Linked DNA regions of Homo sapiens: region 1 is linked to region 2. The links are chromatin contacts, found by Hi-C or POLR2A ChIA-PET in ENCODE. All regions are on one chromosome and are shown on one strand. The core of a region is the stretch at or near the end of the contact, and the rest is flanking DNA. Distances in the headings are between cores, read along the strand shown. Region 1 holds the start of PKD1-AS1 (PKD1 antisense RNA 1). Region 2 holds the start of ZNF598 (zinc finger protein 598, E3 ubiquitin ligase).

Region 1 (2,500 bases), core at 1-2,500, 82 kb before region 2:
GTGGGAGCCATGTTCCCTGGGTCTCTGGTGGCCGCTCACTCGAGGCGGGCATGGGGCAGTAGGGGCTGGAGCGTGTGACTGATGCTGTGGCAGGTCTGAGGAGCTCTGGCCATGGATGGCCCACGTGCTGCTGCCCTACGTCCACGGGAACCAGTCCAGCCCAGAGCTGGGGCCCCCACGGCTGCGGCAGGTGCGGCTGCAGGAAGGTGAGCTGGCAGGGCGTGCCCCAAGACTTAAATCGTTCCTCTTGTTGAGAGAGCAGCCTTTAGCGGAGCTCTGGCATCAGCCCTGCTCCCTAGCTGTGTGACCTTTGCCCTCTTAACACCGCCGTTTCCTTCTCTGTATATGAGAGATGGTAACGTTGTCTAATTGATGGCTGCTGGGAGGGTTCCCTGGGGTGGCGCCGAACCAGAGCTCAGGCGAGCTGGCCAGCAGGAAACACTCCTGTTGGGTTTTGATGAGGCCCTGGCCCCGGCCTGGGGCTCTGTGTGTTTCAGCACTCTACCCAGACCCTCCCGGCCCCAGGGTCCACACGTGCTCGGCCGCAGGAGGCTTCAGCACCAGCGATTACGACGTTGGCTGGGAGAGTCCTCACAATGGCTCGGGGACGTGGGCCTATTCAGCGCCGGATCTGCTGGGGTGAGCAGAGCGAGGGCCCCGGGCGTCTACGCCAAGGACAAGGGAGTAGTTCTCCAGGAGTGCCGCGGCCTCCTGACCAGCCTGGCTCCGGGGTGCCGGAAGGGCTGGGGTGCGGCACCCACGCCACCCCTCTCCGGCAGGGCATGGTCCTGGGGCTCCTGTGCCGTGTATGACAGCGGGGGCTACGTGCAGGAGCTGGGCCTGAGCCTGGAGGAGAGCCGCGACCGGCTGCGCTTCCTGCAGCTGCACAACTGGCTGGACAACAGGTGGGAGCTCCCTCCCCTGCCCTCTCCGGGGTGGCCGCAGTCACCAGCCAGGAGCCCACCCTCACTCCTCCGGCCCCCGCTGGCCTAGGCGGCTTCCACAGCCCCTCAGCCACGCCTGCACTGCGCGGTCCCCGCAGCTCCCGCCCTGCCACCCGCTCCTACTGACCCGCACCCTCTGCGCAGGAGCCGCGCTGTGTTCCTGGAGCTCACGCGCTACAGCCCGGCCGTGGGGCTGCACGCCGCCGTCACGCTGCGCCTCGAGTTCCCGGCGGCCGGCCGCGCCCTGGCCGCCCTCAGCGTCCGCCCCTTTGCGCTGCGCCGCCTCAGCGCGGGCCTCTCGCTGCCTCTGCTCACCTCGGTACGCCCGTCCCCGGCCAGACCCCGCGCCTCCCACCGGCAGCGTCCCGCCCCCTCGCGGGGCCCCGCCCCGGCAGCGTCTCACCCCTCGCAGCGCCCCGCCCCCTCGCAGCGTCCCGCCCCCTCGCAGGGCCCCGCCCCGGCAGCGTCCCGCCCCCTCGTAGGGCCCCGCCCCGGCAGCGTCCCGCCCCCTCGCAGGGCCCCGCCCCGGCAGCGTCCCTCCCGCCCTCCTGACCGCGCCCCCCACAGGTGTGCCTGCTGCTGTTCGCCGTGCACTTCGCCGTGGCCGAGGCCCGTACTTGGCACAGGGAAGGGCGCTGGCGCGTGCTGCGGCTCGGAGCCTGGGCGCGGTGGCTGCTGGTGGCGCTGACGGCGGCCACGGCACTGGTACGCCTCGCCCAGCTGGGTGCCGCTGACCGCCAGTGGACCCGTTTCGTGCGCGGCCGCCCGCGCCGCTTCACTAGCTTCGACCAGGTGGCGCAGCTGAGCTCCGCAGCCCGTGGCCTGGCGGCCTCGCTGCTCTTCCTGCTTTTGGTCAAGGTGAGGGCTGGGCCGGTGGGCGCGGGGCTGGGCGCACACCCCAGGGCTGCAAGCAGACAGATTTCTCGTCCGCAGGCTGCCCAGCAGCTACGCTTCGTGCGCCAGTGGTCCGTCTTTGGCAAGACATTATGCCGAGCTCTGCCAGAGCTCCTGGGGGTCACCTTGGGCCTGGTGGTGCTCGGGGTAGCCTACGCCCAGCTGGCCATCCTGGTAGGTGACTGCGCGGCCGGGGAGGGCGTCTTAGCTCAGCTCAGCTCAGCTGTACGCCCTCACTGGTGTCGCCTTCCCCGCAGCTCGTGTCTTCCTGTGTGGACTCCCTCTGGAGCGTGGCCCAGGCCCTGTTGGTGCTGTGCCCTGGGACTGGGCTCTCTACCCTGTGTCCTGCCGAGTCCTGGCACCTGTCACCCCTGCTGTGTGTGGGGCTCTGGGCACTGCGGCTGTGGGGCGCCCTACGGCTGGGGGCTGTTATTCTCCGCTGGCGCTACCACGCCTTGCGTGGAGAGCTGTACCGGCCGGCCTGGGAGCCCCAGGACTACGAGATGGTGGAGTTGTTCCTGCGCAGGCTGCGCCTCTGGATGGGCCTCAGCAAGGTCAAGGAGGTGGGTACGGCCCAGTGGGGGGGAGAGGGACACGCCCTGGGCTCTGCCCAGGGTGCAGCCGGACTGACTGAGCCCCTGTGCCGCCCCCAGTTCCGCCAC
Region 2 (7,004 bases), core at 1,273-3,772:
GGAGAATTGCTTGAACCTGGGAAGTGGAGGTTGCAGTGAGCCAAGACTGTGCCACTGCACTTCAGCCTGGGCGACAGAGACTCCATCTCAAAGAAAAAAAAAAGATTGGACCACTGGCCTCCCCCAGAGTCAACTCTGAAAGACAGAAAGCAGCCATGAGCCAAGGAGTTCGGGCAGCCTCTAACAGCTGGAAAAGGCAAGGAAGCAGATTCTCCCCTGGAGCCTCCAAATAGGAATGCAGTGATACTGACACCCTGATTTTAGCTCAGTGTGACCCACGTTAGAGTCTGGACTCCAGAACTAAAGATAATACATTTGTGTGTTTTAAGCCAAGTTTGTGGCCTTTTTTTTTTTTTTTTTTTTTGAGATGGAGTCTCACTCTGTTGCCCATGCTGGAATGCAGTGGCGCAATCTTGGCTCACTGCAAGCTCCACCTCCCGGGTTCACACCATTCTCCTACCTCAGCCTCCGGAGTAGGTGGGACTACAGGCGCCCGCCACCACACCAGGCTAATTTCTTTTTGTATTTTTAGTAGACATGGGGTTTCACCGCGTTAGTCATGATGGTCTTGATCTCCTGACCTCGTGATCCACCTGCCTCAGCCTCACAAAGTGCCAATTTCAAGCTGGGATTACAGGTGTGAGCCACCGCGCCCAGCCAAGATGTTGAACTTCTTACATCCTTACAATAACTTTTCCCAGTTTTCTTTTTTTTTTTTTGAGATGGAGTCTCACTCTGTGGCCCAGGTTGGAGTGCAGGGGCGCAATCTCTGCTCATTGAAACCTCTGCCTCCTGGGATCAAGCGTTTCTCGTGCCTCAGCCTCCCGAGAAGCTGTGACTACAGGCGCATGTCACCACGCCCCGTTAATTTTTGTGTGTTTTGGCCAGGCACAGTGGCTCATGCCTGTAATCCCAGCACTTTGGGAGGCCAAGGCAGGTGGATCAAGAGGTCAGGAGATCGAGACCATCCTGGCGAACATGGTGAAATCCTGTCTCTACTAAAAATAAAAAAAAAAAATTAGCAGGGCGTGGTGGCGGGTGCCTGTAGTCCCAGCTACTCAGGAGGCTGAGGCAGGAGAATGGCGTGAACCCGGGAGGCGGAGCTTGCAGTGAGCCGAGATCACGCCACTGCACTCTAGTCGTGTGTGTTTTTTTTTTTTTTTTTGAGATGGAGTCTCGCTCTGTTGCCAAGGCTGGAGTGCAGTGGCGTGATTGTCGTGATCTCGGCTCACTGCAACCTCTGCCTCACGGTTTCAAGAGATTCTACTGCCTCAGGCTGCCGAGTAGCTGGGACTACAGGCACATGTCACCACGCCCGGCTAATTTTTGTATTTTTAGTAGAGATGGGGTTTCACCATTTTGGTCAGGCTTGTCTCCAATTCCTGACCTCAGGTGATCCCAACCTCCCAAAGTGCTGGGATTACAGGCGTGAGCCACCACGCCCGGCCTAAAAATTTTTTTTGTGGAGATGGAGCCTGACTGTGTAGGCCAGGCTGGTCTCAAATTCCCAGGCTCCAGCAATCCGGGCCACCCAGCCTCCCAAACTGCTGGGATTACAGGCTTGAGCCACTGTGCCTGACAGCTTTTTTCAAGTGGCAAAATTGGGGTTTCAAGCCCATTTGTGTCTGTTTCTAAAGTCCAAGTTCACTGGGCATGGATCACTTGAGCCCAGGAGGTTGAGGCCTCAGTGTGCTGTGATCGTACCACTGTGTTACAGCAAGAGCAAGACCCGGTCTCAAATAAAGTAAGTAAAGTTCAGGCTCATTGATACAATTTACTGCCTCTTTTCCAGTAGGGTTTAGATCTGGACCTGCCTTCTGGATGGCAGAGGGAGGGAGGTCCTGAGTGTGCCTGGCCCTCAAGGGTAGGGAGGAGGCCCTGTTACTGCAGCATCCATCCAAACACGTCCTGTGCTGGGCCCAGCGTAAAGAGGACAGGTTCCGTTCGTGCCTTCCAGAGGCCCCTTCTGGGCAGGCCTGGCGAGACTGCCCTGGGCTGCGAGATGGACGTCACCACGTGCTGCCTTTCACGTTGTCTTTCATGTAGGGATTTAAACAGGGCATTAGGGAAGTGGAGGCGGGACCACGCTTGTGTGTGTTCCAAATACCAGAGACCGGTTTCCTAATAAGGTGGCCAGATTTAGCAAATACAAATACGGCAGGTCCACTTAAATGTCAATTTCAGATAAGGAGCAGCATTTTAGTATGAGCCTAGCCCATCAATATTTGGGCTATACTTACACTAAGACATGACCCCTTGTTCATCTGAGATGCAAACCAGTTGTGCCGTGTTTCATCTGACAACGCCAGTTCGTGGAGCCCGGCGAGTGTTGACGTGACACGCGTGGCCCAGAGGAGCCCGGGGCTGGCCGCGTGGCCGCGCGGACCTTCGAGCGGTCGGCTCATGGTAGAGCGGCCTCTATCAGGGCCACCGCTCTAGCCGGCGCCGCGCTGAGGCGGAAGTCGCGACGCGCACTTGCGCCGGGCGGGCCCGTTGCTGGGTGGGGCGGTGACGTTTGCCCGGAAGGGGCGGGCCCGCCGGGAGCCAGGCCGCTCGGCGCCACGACCGGCCGAGAGGGGGGCCGGATCCCGGACCATGGCGGCGGCCGGGGGGCGCCGAGGGGCGGCGCGCGGACATGGAGGCGGAGGCGGCGGCAGCTCCTGAGCGGGGAGGCGGGAGCTGCGTGCTGTGCTGCGGAGACCTGGAGGCCACGGCGCTGGGGCCGCTGCGACCACCCGGTGTGCTACCGCTGCTCTACCAAGATGCGGGTGCTCTGCGAGCAGCGCTACTGCGCCGTGTGCCGCGAGGAGCTGCGCCAGGTGCGGGGCGCCGGGGGCGCGGCCCGGGGGCAGCGGGGCTCCCGGCGACCGGATGGGGACTTTGCCTCACTGAGGTCCGGCCGTGGGCCCGGCGGCGCCGGCTTCCGAGAGAGGCCTGGTGGGGCCACCCAGGGCGGGGTCCCGGCCGTGCGGCTGACGGCGGGGCGTTGGGGCTTGGAGGCCGGAGGCGGCCGAGCGGGTTGCAGGAGGGGGCAAGCCCTGTGGGGACAGCCTGGGGACTTCCCCCGTGTCCCGGGGGTTCCTGCCGGGCCTCAGGAAGGGTCCTGATCAGATGGAGAACTCGGTGACCTGCTCGTCTTCAGGAGTTTATTTTCCAGGGTCCTCCATTCGAGGAAACAAGGCAAGGGGGACTCTGCGGAGGCCATCCGTCCTGGAAGCAGGGCGTCAAACTCTGGGCATTCTCAGCCCAGCTGTGTTTCTGGGCCCCCATTGGATGACCCTGAGCAAACTCCTTCCGAGACTGACGTTTTCCTCTGTGGAGTGGAGGTGACACTAGCCTCGGAAGGAGACCTGCCCGTCGGAGGGGAAGGCCCCCTCGCGCTTCTTGGCGGGAAGGGAGAAAAGTGTTAGGAAGTTGTCCTCCTCCTCGCCGCCGCCCCCCGCCTTTGGCGCTCATCTCCGCAGTGAATGGGAGACGTTTTTGACTGTACAGACTTGGAAGCCGTGGAGGGGTCAGAGGGTACCATGCAGCGTTCCTCCACCCTCACTGCACTGCCAGCTGCTGGCTGTGGGCACCTGGCTGGAGCCCGTTGGTTTGCTGAGCTTAGAGATTTGTTTGCTTCCAGCATTGTGAAATTCCCCCGGTTTGTTCATAGAAGGCTTCGGCTGGTGACATCTGCCAGGAATCTAACTTTCTTCTCCCCAGAAGTGATGCAGAGCAGTATTGAGGTGTAGGTTCTTTCTTTTTTTCCTTTTCTTTCTTTAAGTAGACGTTTACATCAAAGGAGTTGAAGAGATGCTGCAATTCTCTGAGCAATTTGTGGGCTTATAGTCTGTGCCCTTTTTGGAAAAAGACATTTGGAGATTCTATCAGTCTGTCATGTGACAGGAGGAGGCCGACCCAGACCCCGGGGAGATCTGGGGTGCAGGAACAGTCACAGAGGACCTTGGCCCGTGGCTTCCTCAGGGCGCTTCCTGGCTTTGCCAGGGCCTGCCTTGCCAGCCAGTCCTGCATAGCATGACCTCACTCTCCAACAGCTAGGTTTCCCAGCACACCTGTAGCTTCCTTCCGGAAAGAAGACGCTAAGGAGTTCTTGGCACGTGAGGTCCCGACCCAGGCTGCAGGTCTGATGCAAGACATGAGTGAACATCTGCGTATGCTTACTGTGGCAGCCTCTGCCCGCTCTCATTCCTTGTAGGCCCCACGCCCTCCAGGAGCTCTGTGGCTGGGGGCTGCGGACATGAGCTGTCAGCCGGGGTGTGGTTTGGCACTGGGTGCCCCCAGCCGGCTTCCTCTAGGGCCTACCCCGCCTTACTGGGCTGAAGGAGGGGCTCCTGGAAAGTTTGCTGTTTGCTGGTCTCCTCTCCTTTGCATTCGTTCTATTTTCTTCCCATCTTGAGCTTGCCGCCTCACTCTAGTCTCCTTTTTCCTTACTGAGTTCAGCACCATCCCCTGAATATATTCTGTGTCCCATGCGTGCTCAGGAATTCCCACTGCAACCCTCAACTCCTGAACCCTGGCGTTGCCTTGGCCTCCCTTATGGGACTAAGGTTTTGCGAAAATTGTGAGGAAAGTGTCCAGGATGCCGTGTGGAATCGGCTGGCTCCATGTGCTTGTTAGTTCCACACACCTGGACCCAGGCCTTCCCTGTGGAGGCTGCAGCTGCTGCTCAGGCCAGGAGCCAGATGGGCCTGACCCCTGGCAGGTGCTCAGGGTGGAAGCCGAGGCAGGCTCCCCTCCGTGGGAGGTGGGGGCGCTGGTCTTGGCCATGGCTGACAGAGGTCCTGGGGTGGTGGAGCCCCACGTTCTGGGCCTCTTTCCTGGCTGCGTCTTTCTCAAGGGCCGGTTCCTGCTGTTTGCATCTTGCTCTCCAGCTTGCTCTGGTCCCTGGTGTTACTGCAGGAGTCCTGATGAGGCTGCAAGCCCCCCAGGGCAGCCCACCTGCACCTTACAGGCAGGCAGTGGGAGGGGGCGCAGAGGGCCAGCCCACAGTTACCCAAGGTCCCAGGTCAGGAGGGTGACATGCTGGCTTGGGTCATGCTTTCCTACTCCTACTGCTCCCCCTCCGCCCTGCTCCCGTCCCCCGTGGCCCTGGCCCTATCTGTAAAATGCTCCCTGCTTCTGCTGTCCCCCCACCCCGCTCCCGTCCCCCATGGCCCTGGCCCTCTGTAAGATGCTCCCTGCTGCTGCTGTCCCCATCTGGGCTCCTTGGAGGTCTAGACTCTCTAGATGGCCCTGGGAGCCAACCCCAGGGTCCCCCTCCCCACGTGTGGGCAGGCCCTCACCGCTGTCCTTTTGTGTGCCCATGACATGCTGGGGAGTGTAGAGCAGCAAGGCCCCAGGCAGACACCACACCTGTCCCTGTGGGGGGTCTTGGGGGCCTCCTGTTCCTAAGCAGGCCTCACCCCATTTGCCTCTTGCTCTCCTTGGGGCCTAGCTTGGCCGTCTCCAGGGCTCACGTAGAGTGCCCTTCCCCTCATCATTTGCTGCATAGCCCATCCCCAAGCCTCTCCCCATGGGTTCTGTACTTCTGTCCTCAGACACGTGACCCTCTCCTGCTGGGGCGACCTAGACCTGTTGTCTCCCTCTGTAGCCCCAGCCATCTCCCCCCTGCCCCCACGTCCCAACCCAGCCATTTCCCTCCAGCCACCAAGTCCCACCCCAGGCATCTCCCCCAGGCCCCCAAGTCCCCTACCCATAGCCATCTTCCCCTGGCCTCCATGTCCCCTACGTCCCCTACTCCCAGCCTGGCTGTGCTGGAACCATCAGGCGGGGGAGGGTCTTGCTGTTTGGCTCCTTAGTGGACCGTGCCTGACTCCACCCTGGCCACTGTGCTGCGGGGCGCAGCCTTGTCCAGCCCCCTCCTCACCCTCAGGGAGGGCGATGCTGGCCATGCCAGGCTGCACTGCTGTCCCACTGCCCGCTCCTGAGGTCTGGGCAGCCAGTCCTGGTCTCCCTGCCTGTCTGAGGATGGGCAGCCTCAGGCCCCCACTATCAGGTGGTATTTCTCACTCCGGCCCCAAACCTGCACGCCCTCCTGCTCCAGTGATTGTGGCCTTGGGCCCACCTTGCTCACAGCCATTGTTCTTTCACAAGCCTCTTCCTGTTCCTGAGCCCACCCAGTGTCTCCTTTCCCCTGTCTCGTTGCTCCGCTTAGGTGCCCTGCCTAGGTGACCCCTCCCAGCTGTTCAGGAGGGACGAATACTCTGGGTCTTGCTACCCCTGGTGCTCGGAGTACCTGCCTTAGCTGCTGTGCAGATGGATGCCCATCTAGACTCCATATGGGGCATGTAGCCCTCCCGTGCTGGCCCACCCTGGGTCCTTCATCTGGGTGCTGTCAGTGCACCTGGGATCCGCCCGGCCTGGCCCTGCCTCTGCCCAGCTCCCCGCAGCTCCTCCACCCCCAGCTGCTCCCTGGCCTCAGAGAGGCTGCCTTGACCGAGTCCGCCAGCCCCACCAGTGCCGTCCCACATAGGTTTCTTGGGACTTGCGATGTGCTAGCATCGCATGGAGCATGGGTGCCCCCAGGCGGCAAGGACAGAGGAGTGTATGTGCTCCTCAGCGGGGCCTGGCCCTGTGCCCGCACACGGGTGGCACTCGGGGGACGCACCAGTGGAGGTTGGCTGCGTGTTAGGGGTGCCTGGGATGCCCCTGTGCCCGCAGTCTGAGTCGCCGCCACCCACGGTGGATGAGGGCGTGCGGCTGAAAGGAGGGGTGCCAAAGTGGGGAGGTGGGGCTGGGGACGCCCCTGGCACGGGTTTCCTCTGGGGAAGGAAGTCGTTTCTCCTCGGAGTCTGATGGGCTTGGATGCTTTTTGGCAGCCTTGGGGCCTCCCTCACAGGCTGCTCGCCTGGCCACCTCACAGGCAGACACTGGCTTCCTCGCCCGCCTGCCTGCTGCTTCGGGAGCTGTGGTGGGGAAGTGGCCCTGTCTGGTTCCCGGGAGTCCAGGTACTCAGCTCCCCGAGGAGGCTCGCGCTCTGCGTCCCAGCAGCACCCTGAGTG

Evidence for each region. Hi-C counts contacts between places; a loop is a spot of excess contacts on that map. ChIA-PET counts read pairs that join two places held with the same protein, here RNA polymerase II (POLR2A). Pooled maps may share reads with other maps.
Region 1: a pooled map shows a loop between it and region 2 (2.7-fold over the local background). The contact joins the promoter of PKD1-AS1 here to the promoter of ZNF598 in region 2. A Hi-C loop is called at or near these places in 1 of 168 maps with a recorded cell type or tissue (mammary epithelial cell) and 3 of 50 pooled maps. POLR2A ChIA-PET finds 5 or more read pairs at or near these places in 4 of 52 experiments (GM10248, PC-9, WTC11 and 1 more).

Annotation. Positions count from the first base shown.
Region 1 is chr16:2,090,186-2,092,685 of GRCh38, reverse strand. It overlaps PKD1-AS1 (PKD1 antisense RNA 1), which reads right to left and starts at 1,250. Exons shown (of 3, transcript NR_135175.1): 1 at 1,072-1,250. It overlaps PKD1 (polycystin 1, transient receptor potential channel interacting), which reads left to right. Exons shown (of 46, transcript NM_001009944.3): 39 at 94-206; 40 at 498-639; 41 at 780-905; 42 at 1,089-1,263; 43 at 1,512-1,802; 44 at 1,878-2,012; 45 at 2,096-2,401; 46 at 2,492-2,500. MIR1225 (microRNA 1225) reads left to right here and starts at 2,402; the gene lies at 2,402-2,491.
Region 2 is chr16:2,005,339-2,012,342 of GRCh38, reverse strand. It overlaps ZNF598 (zinc finger protein 598, E3 ubiquitin ligase), which reads left to right and starts at 2,522. Exons shown (of 14, transcript NM_178167.5): 1 at 2,522-2,605; 2 at 2,607-2,718; 3 at 2,720-2,819. The coding sequence starts at 2,596. It overlaps LOC124903626 (a long non-coding RNA gene), which reads right to left and starts at 2,458. Exons shown (of 2, transcript XR_007064941.1): 1 at 2,241-2,458; 2 at 1,755-2,035. RefSeq lists silencers at 118-313, 2,404-2,623, 2,714-3,143, 3,154-3,223, 6,441-6,735 and enhancers at 2,164-2,323, 1,848-2,796, 4,696-5,643.